2 separate regions of the Mus musculus genome follow, and region 1 is linked to region 2. A link is a contact called in ENCODE Hi-C or POLR2A ChIA-PET data. All regions are on one chromosome and are shown on one strand. Each heading gives the region's core, a stretch centred on a gene start or an enhancer-like site at or near the end of the contact. The rest is flanking DNA. Distances are from core to core; before and after follow the strand shown. Region 1 holds the start of 1810037I17Rik (RIKEN cDNA 1810037I17 gene). Region 2 holds the start of Pde5a (phosphodiesterase 5A, cGMP-specific).

Region 1 (6,046 bases), core at 2,224-4,723, 200 kb before region 2:
GCCAGTTGTGCCAGCACCATTTGTTGAAAATGCTTTTTTCCACTGGATGGTTTTAGCTCCCTTGTCAAGGGCTGTTTTTCAATAAAAGTTTACCAACATCAAATCTAGATTAGATGTGCTTTTCATGTAATATGAAATTGTTTTCTAAGCACTTCAAATTGTTAACAAAAAGAAAACCAGCTGGGCGCCTTTAATCCCAGCACTGGGTAGGCAGAGGCAGGTGGATCTTTCTGAGTTCAAGGCCAACCTGGTCTGCAAAGCTGTGTACAGGGCCACACAGTAAGACCCTGTCTCAGGAAACAAAATCAAATGTAAAAGCAAAAGCAAAATCCATTCTTGACTAAAAAGCCTTATAGCAGGTATCTGGCCCATGCCCAGCCTTGTTTTATTCCTGACTTCCAAACATAGCTTGTTCAGTGCCCAGTACTTGGAGCTCTTCACTTTCATCCTGTAACTCAAGGTTAATGCCTCCCTAACAAGTTCCTCCAAGACTTAAGCCAATTCAAATGCAACCATCAGAAGCTACTTCATGTTTAGAAACCAACTGTGAATTTACTAAGGAACTTACCAGCTTACTTTTTGCTTTGATGAGAACAAATTTGCAGCTTGCCTTGAAAAGCCCATTTATTTCTAGTTTACTAAAAAAAAAACATTCTCAGTTATCTATAGGAGTTGGAGCCTGCATGCTGTTCCTTTGTGGCAATTATAATTGTGTATTAACTGGACTTGAGTTCTTTGGAAAGAGCACTATTATAGAGAGAAATTATCACAAGAAATTGTCTTACACAAACCTCAGAAATCCATCATCTATCTATTTATCTATCTGTCTGTCTGTCTGTCTATCTGTCTATCTATGTCTATCCATCTACTGTAGGCTTGAAGCCTAGGGAAGTTTGAGTTCTAGTCCAAACCTCAGGGACTGGCCAGAGTCTGAGAACTCAGATCTGCAAGTACTGATGTCCGCGCAGAGCCCATTCCTGGAAGTAGCTGAAAGGCTGGCAACCTGGGCAACGGGGAAAGTAATGAAAAGGGCTGGAGTAGAGTTTATTAAATATAGCTGTACAGCTTCAGTGGACTTGAGAGGAATGAGAAACACTTTCAAGGGAGCTATTCTAAGGGGAGGGGTACACCACAGAGGCATTAAGGCAGTGGGTCATTGTCCCAGCTGGGGCCCATTTTGGTTAACTCCAAGGTCAGAATAGCCCTGCTTGGAGGCAGAGCTGTTCTCTGAGCCGGCTTGTCCCGCAGAGCCTACTCTGCTGTTGTGTTCTGAGGCCAGACTCCCTCAGCACAGCCTTCACTCGTCTCAGGATGGTATCCACACAAATAGATGTTCCAGCAGAGACATCTGCCTTCTCATCCATGTTCTAAAAGGGGTGGGGTGGGGTGACTGGTCTCACATCAGGGAGGCTTCCTTTACTATTTTCCCAGCATATCAGCTCCTATTCCTGAAACACAGACAGACCCAGGAATAATGTTTTGCCATCTGTCATGGATCCCTTAGCCCAAAGTGACCCAAAAATTCACCATCATACTAAGGTCTCCATCCTAGAAATGTCCAGTTAGCTGACAGCTGTGGTGGGCTGGCCTGGGGCTCAAGAGAATAAAGTACTTGTGTGACCTAATGGCAAGCTATTAACCTCCCCACTCTACCACCAGAGAATCTGACACAGTGTGAAACTAAATTCAGTGATTAAACATTTATTAGAGAAAATTAGTAAGCAGGTCCCAGAGTGTGGTGAACTCAAGAGTCACCTCGGCCCTGTGTGCTAATACGCATACTTCAGTTACACCTTGCACAAAAATTACCCAAGCAAATGCAACAGTATCTTAAGACAACTGTAAACAGTTCACCAAATAGTGTGAATTATAAGGGAGAAGAACACCCCCTCTGAGTATTTTAGACAGTTCTCATATACTGAATAGCACTAAAACCAACAGTAAAGAATTTCTAATCACCCAGGTCTTAAGATGACAAGGAACAGCTTCCAAAATGTTTCTAGTAGCTGCTTTGGGACTGTGGCCTTTCTGAGTAAGTGCTACCTATTCAACTCTAGATAATTATTTTATAATAGCATAGTTTTAAAACAATATTTGAGAAAGTAAGCTTCACAAAGATAACTTTTTTTTTTTACATACATTTATTTCCCATAAGTACTTAAGTTACAGACATTATTAAAAATATATATTATCTATCATTTAGCTACAATCATTACTTCAACCATGAAAAACAGGTTTTAAACATATGATAGTACTTTAGTGAGGTCAAGGGCTGAAGAAAAGGTTAGATAGAGGTGCCGAAGTCAGCTGCTGGAGTCCTCTTCATTCAAGAGTCTATAGTCGTTTTCAAGATTCACTCCAGAAGCCCCATTCTTGACTCAGCAAACCGGTCTGTAAAAACCAAATACTTGTTTCCTTCATCTGCTTATTTTGACATTTAGTGGGACGCTGAACATAGATACTGCTAGCCTATCCCTACATAATTTACACTATTGATAAGGAAAACTAAAGGCCTACATTATTAAGTCATGAATTTTCTACCCAGAGGTGAAAATGAGATCATTAAAAATAACTAAATAATAAATCACTGTTCTTGAAATGTCTATACCAAAATGACTTAACGAGTTTTTATCAAAAAACTGTTTATCTTTTCAAACCCCCCCCCCATTCTCTGCCTTCTAATTTGCCACAAAACCGAAAAAATGAGAGCCAAAGAAACCCAAGATACTCCATTCTTTGACAGATGTAGGACTGGGGATACTCTGGAAGATAATACGCGTTTATCTGCATAAGTTATGGACAAGTTAAGTTTACAAGGCTTGCTTTGGGCTAAGCATTTTAAGCAGGCGCACAACACTCAAATCACTTTAGATATAATCACATTTAACCTGTCATGCTCTATTTTTTATTACTTACGATATTTATTTACTTTTATTTTTATTAGTTTTTAGTAATTATTTTTTATTATTTACGATAGATCTAATTATGGGTATAGGTTTCTAACACTTAACAGTTCGTTTGTGGTGATGAAACAGACAAATATGGGAAGTCAAGTTTTCTCCACACTCCTCTTGCCACTGGGGTGTCAAGGAAATCCATTTTCGCTCTTCCAACTCCGCCATCTCTAGCTGCCGTCCCTCCCTCCCTCTCCGAGAAGACTGAAGCAGCCGCCAGCTTCCTAAGCTCTTCAACTCTGCAACTCAGGATACTCACCAGGGCAAGAGGTACACGAAGACGAACAAGGCCAGGTCGAAAAGGATGAAGAGCCAGAGATCCAGCCAGTAGGAGTGTTTCGGAAGCCCGTTCATCCCGGACTGAGGTGCCTCATCTTGGTTCCTCCTTCCAGCTTCGAACGAGCCCCTCCGTTCCCGGACACCGTCGGTACCAGACGCCGCCTGGCTCACCTCCATCTCCGCGTCGTTTCACTTCCGCGCAACTGAGACCAAACCTGAAGACCGCTTCGCGCCCAGTCTAGCAACCAATTCCGGGTAACCCCGCCAATCGACTAGGCGCCCCGCCCCCGCCGCCGCGCCCCGCCCCGCCCCCGCGTCCCCGCCTTCCGGACTGCGCAGGCGTCCTCCCTTTCTAGGAATTCGCCTTCTTCGGCATTCCCGGGAACGCGCAGACTCCGCTGGGCCGGCTGCTCTTGGCGCAGGCGCTCTGTTCCACCACCCCTCCTCGCCCCCCGAACTTGGCGAAGGTGTCTGCCCCGCCTCCCCGACCGCACGCATGCGCTCTGTGCCCCGCCCCGTTGCTTCCTGGTGGGGTGTCCCCTTGCGGTGTTCAGAGGTGGTTTCTAAGGTGCAGGTGAGCTCTCTCACGTAGCTCAAACGCTGCCTTGCAGGGTGCATTACTGGTTCTCCCGGTTTCTGGGATGAAAACTGTCTCAACTCCTTTTCTCTGAGATGATGCCAGAACTTCAGGAACCGCCTCAAAGGATTCCAGCCTTGCCCACCCACAAAAGTAGTCTTTTTATAAACATGAGCGTGTGGGGGGATGTTTTTCTTTCTTCCTCCCTTCTTCCTTCCTTCCTTCCTTCCTTCCTTCCTTCCTTCCTTTCCTTCCTTCCTTCCTTCCTTCCTTCCTTCCCTTCCTTCCTTCCTTCCTCCCTCCCTCCCTCCCTCCCTCCCTCCCTCTCTCTCTTTCTTTCTTTCTTCCTTCCTTTTAAAAAACTAGATCGTGAGATTCTCTGATAATAACTTTGGAGACGACAACATTGTGTGACAATGTAAAAAGGTTGGCAGACCCCGTAGAATCATCTCTCCAATACACGTAAACTTTTTGGTTTCTTACATGTTTGGGAAGTGTGTACAGTTTGAGAACTTTGGATGATTTTGTACAGACTTGAGCGATTTGCTCATAATTTTTGAAACAGTTTTGATGAGGTGGACGTTGTAAGGGTCCATGATTCGCTGAAGAATGATACTCCAGACTCAAGTAGTTTGTAAACACACAGAGTGTTTTATTTTGTCGAAGTCCAGCATGCTGGAGTCTCCCATTACCAAGTATGCTCGCTGCACATTGGGGGAATTCTCGGATAGATGGGCTTTGTCTTACTCTTATCTCGGGCATTCCAGAAGCATAACCTTGGTGTGGTGGCTAGAAACTTGCCTGAGGAATCCTGGGGTAGGTGGCCTTATCTACTCTCTCTTAAGGACATTCTGAAACTATTGCCTGGGTGTGAGGGCTGAAAACCCATTGTCCTTGCTTCAGGCCAGGTTGGGTTTTTTTTTTTTGGGGGGGGGGGGGTCGTTTCTGATGGTAGGGCACTTTCTGACTAGCTGCCTGAAGCCTAGGATTTTAGGCCTAATCCCAGGAACTGCCAATTAGAAGTCTGTCATGGAATTAGCCTGTCTCAATTACAGTCACGAATTTTCAGAAGGCTCAGATAAGGTAAAGCGTGGAATTTACATAGGTATTTCATGGGAGTATTTTAATAAGCCACTCAACTCTATGTCAGAATATCCTGTAACCATTAGATAAAAACCTGTTGGAGTCTACTAACTTAGCAGCCCACTAACTTATACCAACCAAGTAGCCCTGATAGCATCGTGGGCTTACAGAAGAGCTTTCTCCTTTCCTAAATCAGCCTTTCTAAAGTACCCACCAGTGTATTTTGGGCTTGCCTTGTTTTATTACTTTCTTGGTTCTGTGAAGCAATTTTAAAAACTTCACGAAACTGTTTCCATGTGGGAATATGGAATTGGGTAACAGATATAGATCTGTGTCCCCATGGCCATTCAGGGTGGCTCCTGAATAAACTGTCTCTTTCTTTTAAGATGAGAGCTGTAGTTTTTGCATGGACAATACGAAAGTTGGTTATGGATTTAGAAAATTAGGGAACAAAAATAACAAATTATCTAAGGTTACTAAAATAACCAAAAAGTGAACTTTAATTTCAATATCTTAATGCTATTGTTGTGTCAGCTAGCTAACTGGGCTTCAGTTCACTAGTAGGTCATACAGACAAAGATAGCATGCAGCTGTAAAGAAGAACACTGTATCCTTTGCCTTGCAGGTTGCAAGAATGAGAGCCATTTCCTGGGGATTAATCAGATTGTGTGTTAAGGTTCAAAGCTCTCCACACAAACCACTTAGACTCCAGTCTCAGTTAAGCAAGAATAGTTTATTGAACACACACCCCGAAGACTGATTGATCAGGGTTGAAGCCTCCGCTCGGGAGCTAAGACTGGACCTTGAACATACAAGGGCCAGCTTATAATGGAAAAAGAAAAACAGTAAACACATACACAGCATGGCAGGGAGGTTGGCTCTGACTCGGGCTCTTTTGGCTGTCTAGACAGAACCGTTCTGACTGACCTTTGTTCTGGTTCGTCCTAAGCTTTGTTCTGATTGGAGCTTATGATTGTAGAATTTCTTAAGATTTCAAAAAAAAATCTTAAGAAAATACAGAACGTTGCATGGTATGTGGGCAGCATGACCCTGCTCTGAGCTATGCTATTTTTCTGCATCAATAACTGGCAGGCATGGGACAAAAAGGCTAGGGCTATGCTGGGGGAGCAGGCTTCAGCAGCTTGCTGTAGAC
Region 2 (5,653 bases), core at 3,110-5,609:
GGCAACTGTGGCTGAGCATGTACACGGTTCTCTGATGGGACCTAACTTGCCTACAGTGCTGGGGGGCTGTAGATACAATCTCTATAATTCCATGAAAAATAAATCGTGATACCTGAAGTATGCCAAACACCAGTGTTTCCAAATCTTAAAATACTGTGAACGTGATATAATAGAAACAGTAGTAGTTTCTATATAATTTTACAAGTTTATTGAGTTTTCATTATAACATGAAAATCGTTTTATTTCAAGAGAGCCATTTATGATTAATCCTGCATGAAATCTACACATTTCCTTACAAATCTTGATCACATAGTTCAGGCTCTAAGAAGGATCTAGAGCTCTGAAAACATCACAGAGAGGAGGGAACTGGGAAATGCTGTTGTTTGAAGAGCTTCTGTGGACCCTTCTAGGCAGGAAGAATTGAAGCCTAGCAGAATGCTTCCGGGAGGCTAGAAGGCAGCACAAACACAGGGACCACAAGAGAACACAAGAAAACTGGCCATTAGTGTATGAGACTTACTGCTCTCGATAGAGGAACTCACAGTTACAGACTGGGCCAGTGCTCCGAAGATTACATTATTCTTAATACAGGCCTTGCCTTTAAAAATATGCTTACTAAATTATTTGTTTGAACATTGTGAACATTTCTACTCCTATGTAATTATAGAAGCAGTAACCTTTTAGAATGGATAGCGATATTTATTTTAAGAATGGATAGCAATATTTATTTTACATCCTCCATCTAAATTTAACATATGTGCCTTACAAGTAAAAATGATACATCTTTTAGAAATGAAGAGGGAACCAGGCATAGTGGCCCATGCCCACAACACCAGCTTTTAAGTATTTAGAAATGAAGAGGGAGCCAGGCATAGTGGCCCATGCCCACAACACCAGCTTGTAAGTATTTGGAAAACTGAGGTTCATTAAACCTGGGCTACATAGTGAGTTCAAAATCACAGGACAACTTAATGAGACCTTATCTCAAAATAACAAATTTTTGAGTGCTGGGTATGATATAGCTCAATTGGCAGAGCCAGTGCCTTGCATACAGAAGGCCATAATTAATTCCCAGTACTGCACCAAAAGGAATAAACACAAAAAGCCAAGAAGAGAATGACAAAGAATCCCATATACAGGACCCAGAGACGTAACTAATTCAGCACAGCTTTGTGGTATGAAATATGTCACACTCCTGTGACAAAGACCTGTACAACTTCTGTTCCTGGACTTTGATCCAACCTGCCATAAAGCCTTTTAAGTCTCTTGTTTCCATTATATGCCAAATATTCTCAGGCTTTGGCCTGGCACAAAACAAAGCAATAAAACCCAACCACCTCACGCCTCCAAAACGAAATGACTTAAAACATCACCCACAATCATCAACCTGACCGGTAACTAATGAAAGGTAATGCTATTCAAATATGCTGTCAAGAATAACAACAGCTAATAAGTGGCTTCGGCACCAAGAAGGTCTTCGCTGTAAATGTCTGCATGTTAAAACCTCCAATTAATGCAGTCCTGGAGGAGTCTAAACTGCTTAGATTGGTGAGGGTGGAGATGTCCACTTGCAATTCACTAGGAAAACGATGTTAATTTTCATGCCAACAGATGATGTTATAACTTGTTCAACTTTCACACTCAAATTCATACAAATGGGCTGTGACGACTGAAAAGCTTCCGTTCATCCCTTTGTTCAATTCCACGCAGAAGGCCCTCAGCCTACATATTCCTAGATTGTTGTTCTTTATGTCAATAACTTTCTGAACTTTCTCCTTTTAAAAATATGAAGGCCTGAATTATTTTAAAGCATTTTACACTTTCATCTTCCAAATTGCACTCTTAACACACACACATACACATACACACACACACACACACGGACATGCACACAGCACACACATAATGTCCTAACTTGAAAAAGTCTTTTGGGGCCTCAGAATATCTAATTTTACAGTTAGCATTGTAATTGAGGCTTTAATTGTATTTTTATTTGTAATTTTAATTTCTACTTGAGAGGGGGAAAAATTAATAGTAAATGTATCAAAGGACTCTTTTTTACTTTCAACTACAATGTTGCTACTCTTTCAAGGTTTTTGGAAGGTTTAACAGTGCCCTAGCCTAGGACCACTCAAAAACCTCCAGTAAGCTATCCATAGTTTGTCTTTAAAGCGGAGAGGGTAAAACAAAGAACGGGTCATTTTTGCTGTATTTTTAGCTTTCAACTGTTAACAACAGCCCATCTAAAGAACATCTCCAAAGCATACTTTAAAACTCAGCCCTGCTCTCTGGCCCCTCCCCATTTTCTGTGCTCTAATTCAAAGGGAGCAGAGGATGGGAGTGTACAGTGAAAGGACACGGGAGACAGAAGGTCTCAAGAGTAACTAGTGACCCCTGGAAACTGGTGGTTCCCAGCAAGATAATTCTAGGTCGAGATGGTCTGTCTTGGTGCTTCGGCTCAAACTTCCTGTAATGTTTTAAAAAGAAACCGCTCTACTTTCTGTGTTATCATCCGATCCCTCTATGCTCAGAATTTGATGGGGAAAGGCTTAATAATGGGGGTGGGAGGTGAAAGGAGGGCTGGGTACTTAGAGTATATCTGGGCTGGAGAGAGCGCTCAGCCATGAAAGGCTAGACTCACAAGCAAAACGCCAAAACTGTCCAGAAGAGGCTCCGTGAGAAAAGAGAGAAAACTGACCCCCATGTAGTATCTCCGTGAAAAAGCAAGGTGAGACAAAGTCATACTGCCCGTCTATCGGGCGGCTTCATCTCCCGCAGGTGTGAGGGGTGCCCCCGCCAGCCGCTAACCCCCGCAGCCCTTCCCCAGACAAAGTGGCCAGCGGGATGTTGAAGGAAGTACCTCGTTTTGTCTCCAAAGGGCAACATAGCAAAGGTGGGGCGCTCGTTTGCGAACTCCTCGGATGGTGGACTCGGGAGACTCTGGGGGCCGACGGAGTTCCGTGAGTGCCCGACCGGCTCCCCTACTGCCCCCGCCGCCTCTTCGCTGCGGGTCGCCGGCTGCGGACCCCGCGTTGCGTCGCCCCCTGGCGGGCAGCGCCCGGCCGAGTGGCGGCCGCGCTCGGGCGAGTCCCCACCGGCTCGTCCACCATCCCCGCCCGGCGAGAGTCGCCCTCCCGGCTCGGGCGGCCAGCACCAGCTGCTCGACGGCCGTTGCCCCAAGGCGCCGGTGGCGGGGCTCCAGCCCCTTCTCCAAAGCAGAGCTGGTTAGTTCAGCCCAGATCGGCGCGCCGGAGGCAAGCGCGCGCGCGGGCTTCACGGCGACTCCTCGAGCTTCGGGGGACCCGCCCGCCACGCACTCCGCTCCACCCTCTCGTCCCTCCGCTCCACTCTCAAGTCTGCGCGAGCCCCGACTGCCCGTGCAGCAGTCGGATCCTAAAGGACAGGCTCCCTTCTCCACGCCCTCCGCAGCGGCCTCCCGGCGTTTGGCTCGAGACCAGGAAGAACTGGCCTCTGGGGTGCTCCGGGTCCCCGGGTCCCCGAGTCCGCCCGGGCCGCCTCCCTCCCGCCCTTTGTGTGCGCGCCGCAAAGCTCCGCGAAAATCCTCCTTGCGGCGACGCAGCCAGAAGAGGGATGACCAGAGGACTATTGGGGGACCAAAGGCGACAGTCCTCACTGGGGGCGACCCGGGCAAGCTGCGGCACCCAGGCTTCCCGGTGGCCTGGTCCAGACCCCCCCGGCTTCCCCGCCCCTCCAGGGTCAGAGCAAGCCGGGCAGGGGAGGAGCACGACCACAGGGACGCGCCCGCAGTGGTGCTTCCGGAGCCGCTGGGAAGGGGCTCTGGCTTGTTTTGGTTTTTGCTAAGCGGGTTTGGGAGGGAAACCGGGAGAGTAGAGGGGAGGGGAGAAGGCCCGGGAGAGTAATCTTGCTCCAGGGCCGGGTGTACGCTTTTGTTTTTAACTTCGTGGGCAAGTCCTTTCTAATCCGACGCCTCGCTTCTCAACTGTGCTCCCTTTAAGTAGAGGACTCCAGTCCGTACTGGGACCGAGAAGCTACTTCCGAAGCAAAGGGCCTGGGAACGGGGATTGTTTAATGTTGGATCGAGGGGAAAATTCAATGGTGGGGGAGAGAGATCAGCCTCAGGTCACGCTTCATGTCCCTGGCTGTGTCCTTTGTGGCTCCTCTTCTTACCTGGTGGCCTTTCTAATAAAGTAAGAGAAGGTAAAGTCCCGGTGATCATCCAGCCACGCTTCCACCCAGTCCGGGTCCCGCTGCTGCTGCGACCGCACGGAGTTGGGGCCCGCTCGTTCCATGGTGCTTGCCGCGCGTCTCTGCGGCTCGGAGGTGCCGGATTTCCACCTCTCTCTCTCAGAGGAGCAGGACAGTGTTCGAGACCCTCCCCTTTTGCCTTTATTCGTCCCTGCAGTGTCTCAGCGAAGCCACAGAGACGCGGGCCGGCCCCGGAGCTCGCTCAGCCCCGCCCCTCCAGGTCCCCGAGGTTCCCAGGTGGCGGGCGTCCTCCTTGGGGTCCCGCGGAAACCGGCTTTCTGCATCTGCCTCGGCGCTGACTGGCGAGCCCTCCGGAAGCCAAGTGGCCAAGGCTAGAAGGACTCCAGACCGCCGCTGGGGTGCGCTGTGGGCCGAGTCAGCTTCCCTCTATGCGCAAAGGTGACAGTGGGTGGATTTGCAATTCCCAACCAACCAACTCTAGGACAGAAAGATCACAGTGAGGACTCATCTACAGTCCAGAAGGCAAGAGGCAGGAGCTTCACTAGAAAGTGTGGGAAAAAGTTAACGTGATTGTTTTTCTTCGTTCTTAGTAGTACAGGGACAGCCCCACCTCACTTTTCTCCTTAAGCAACTCTTGGTGGAGAGGACCCAGAACCTATCTCCCTCACAGCAGCCCTCCCAGTGACTCCGGAAAGCACTCCAACCCTACAAGCTAGGGAGAGACATGAGGAAGAAACCGCTATGACAAACCTGCAGGTACGGGACACAGTGGCTTCCATCAAAACCACATCCGAGCTTAAGGCTAACATCAGTTGTAATCATTGATTCATACACCAAAGACCCTCCTTATGGAAGCGCAAGATTCGGTTAGACATAGGACATAAAAATGACAACCACCTGTCCTTGGCCTGTGAATTTTGAAGCTAAGACTACCTCTACACGATTCTGCTGACTTACGAACCCTAACACTAGCTACCCATGTACAACTGGGAACACCCAGTTAGCCTGATTTAAAATGAACTCATTTGTATTTAACTGGCATCGATACCTCAGAAATAGTATTGCCTTACATTGCTTATTGCTGTGATAAAATTCCATGACCAAAGCAACACATGATAAATTATATTAGATTTTAAAATGACAGTTCTCTCCTGATATGTTACTATGACATTAAATATGCTTAGCGAATAGGGAGTTTCCCCTTGTTGGTGAACCCCACCCCCACCCCATATCTACACATTCCTCCTACCAGGAAGTCACCTGATTTAAAACTGAACTCTGGGATAATAGCTAGAAATTGGGCCTTAACTGTTTGTGCCCGCTCCCTCCAAAGTTCATATTGACACTTCATTCTGGCTGAGTGGTTAAGAGTTCTTCCTTCGGGGGCTGGTGAGATGGCTCAGTGGGTAAGAGCACCCGACTGCTCTTCCGAAGGTCAGGAGTTCAAATCCCAGCAACCACATGG

What was found. A loop is a pair of places that touch in the nucleus more often than their neighbours do. ChIA-PET counts read pairs that join two places held with the same protein, here RNA polymerase II (POLR2A).
Region 1: a map of T-helper 2 cell shows a loop between it and region 2 (2.6-fold over the local background). The contact joins the promoter of 1810037I17Rik here to the promoter of Pde5a in region 2. A Hi-C loop is called at or near these places in 1 of 37 maps with a recorded cell type or tissue (T-helper 2 cell). POLR2A ChIA-PET finds 5 or more read pairs at or near these places in 1 of 5 experiments (Patski).

What each region holds. Positions count from the first base shown.
Region 1 is chr3:122,921,824-122,927,869 of GRCm38, reverse strand. 1810037I17Rik (RIKEN cDNA 1810037I17 gene) reads right to left here and starts at 3,473. Exons shown (of 2, transcript NM_024461.2): 1 at 3,214-3,473; 2 at 1,676-2,391. The coding sequence starts at 3,410. The coding sequence ends at 2,391. It overlaps 4933405D12Rik (RIKEN cDNA 4933405D12 gene), which reads left to right and starts at 3,754. Exons shown (of 6, transcript NR_046036.1): 1 at 3,754-3,807.
Region 2 is chr3:122,727,864-122,733,516 of GRCm38, reverse strand. It overlaps Pde5a (phosphodiesterase 5A, cGMP-specific), which reads right to left and starts at 4,359. Exons shown (of 21, transcript NM_153422.2): 1 at 4,150-4,359. The coding sequence starts at 4,271.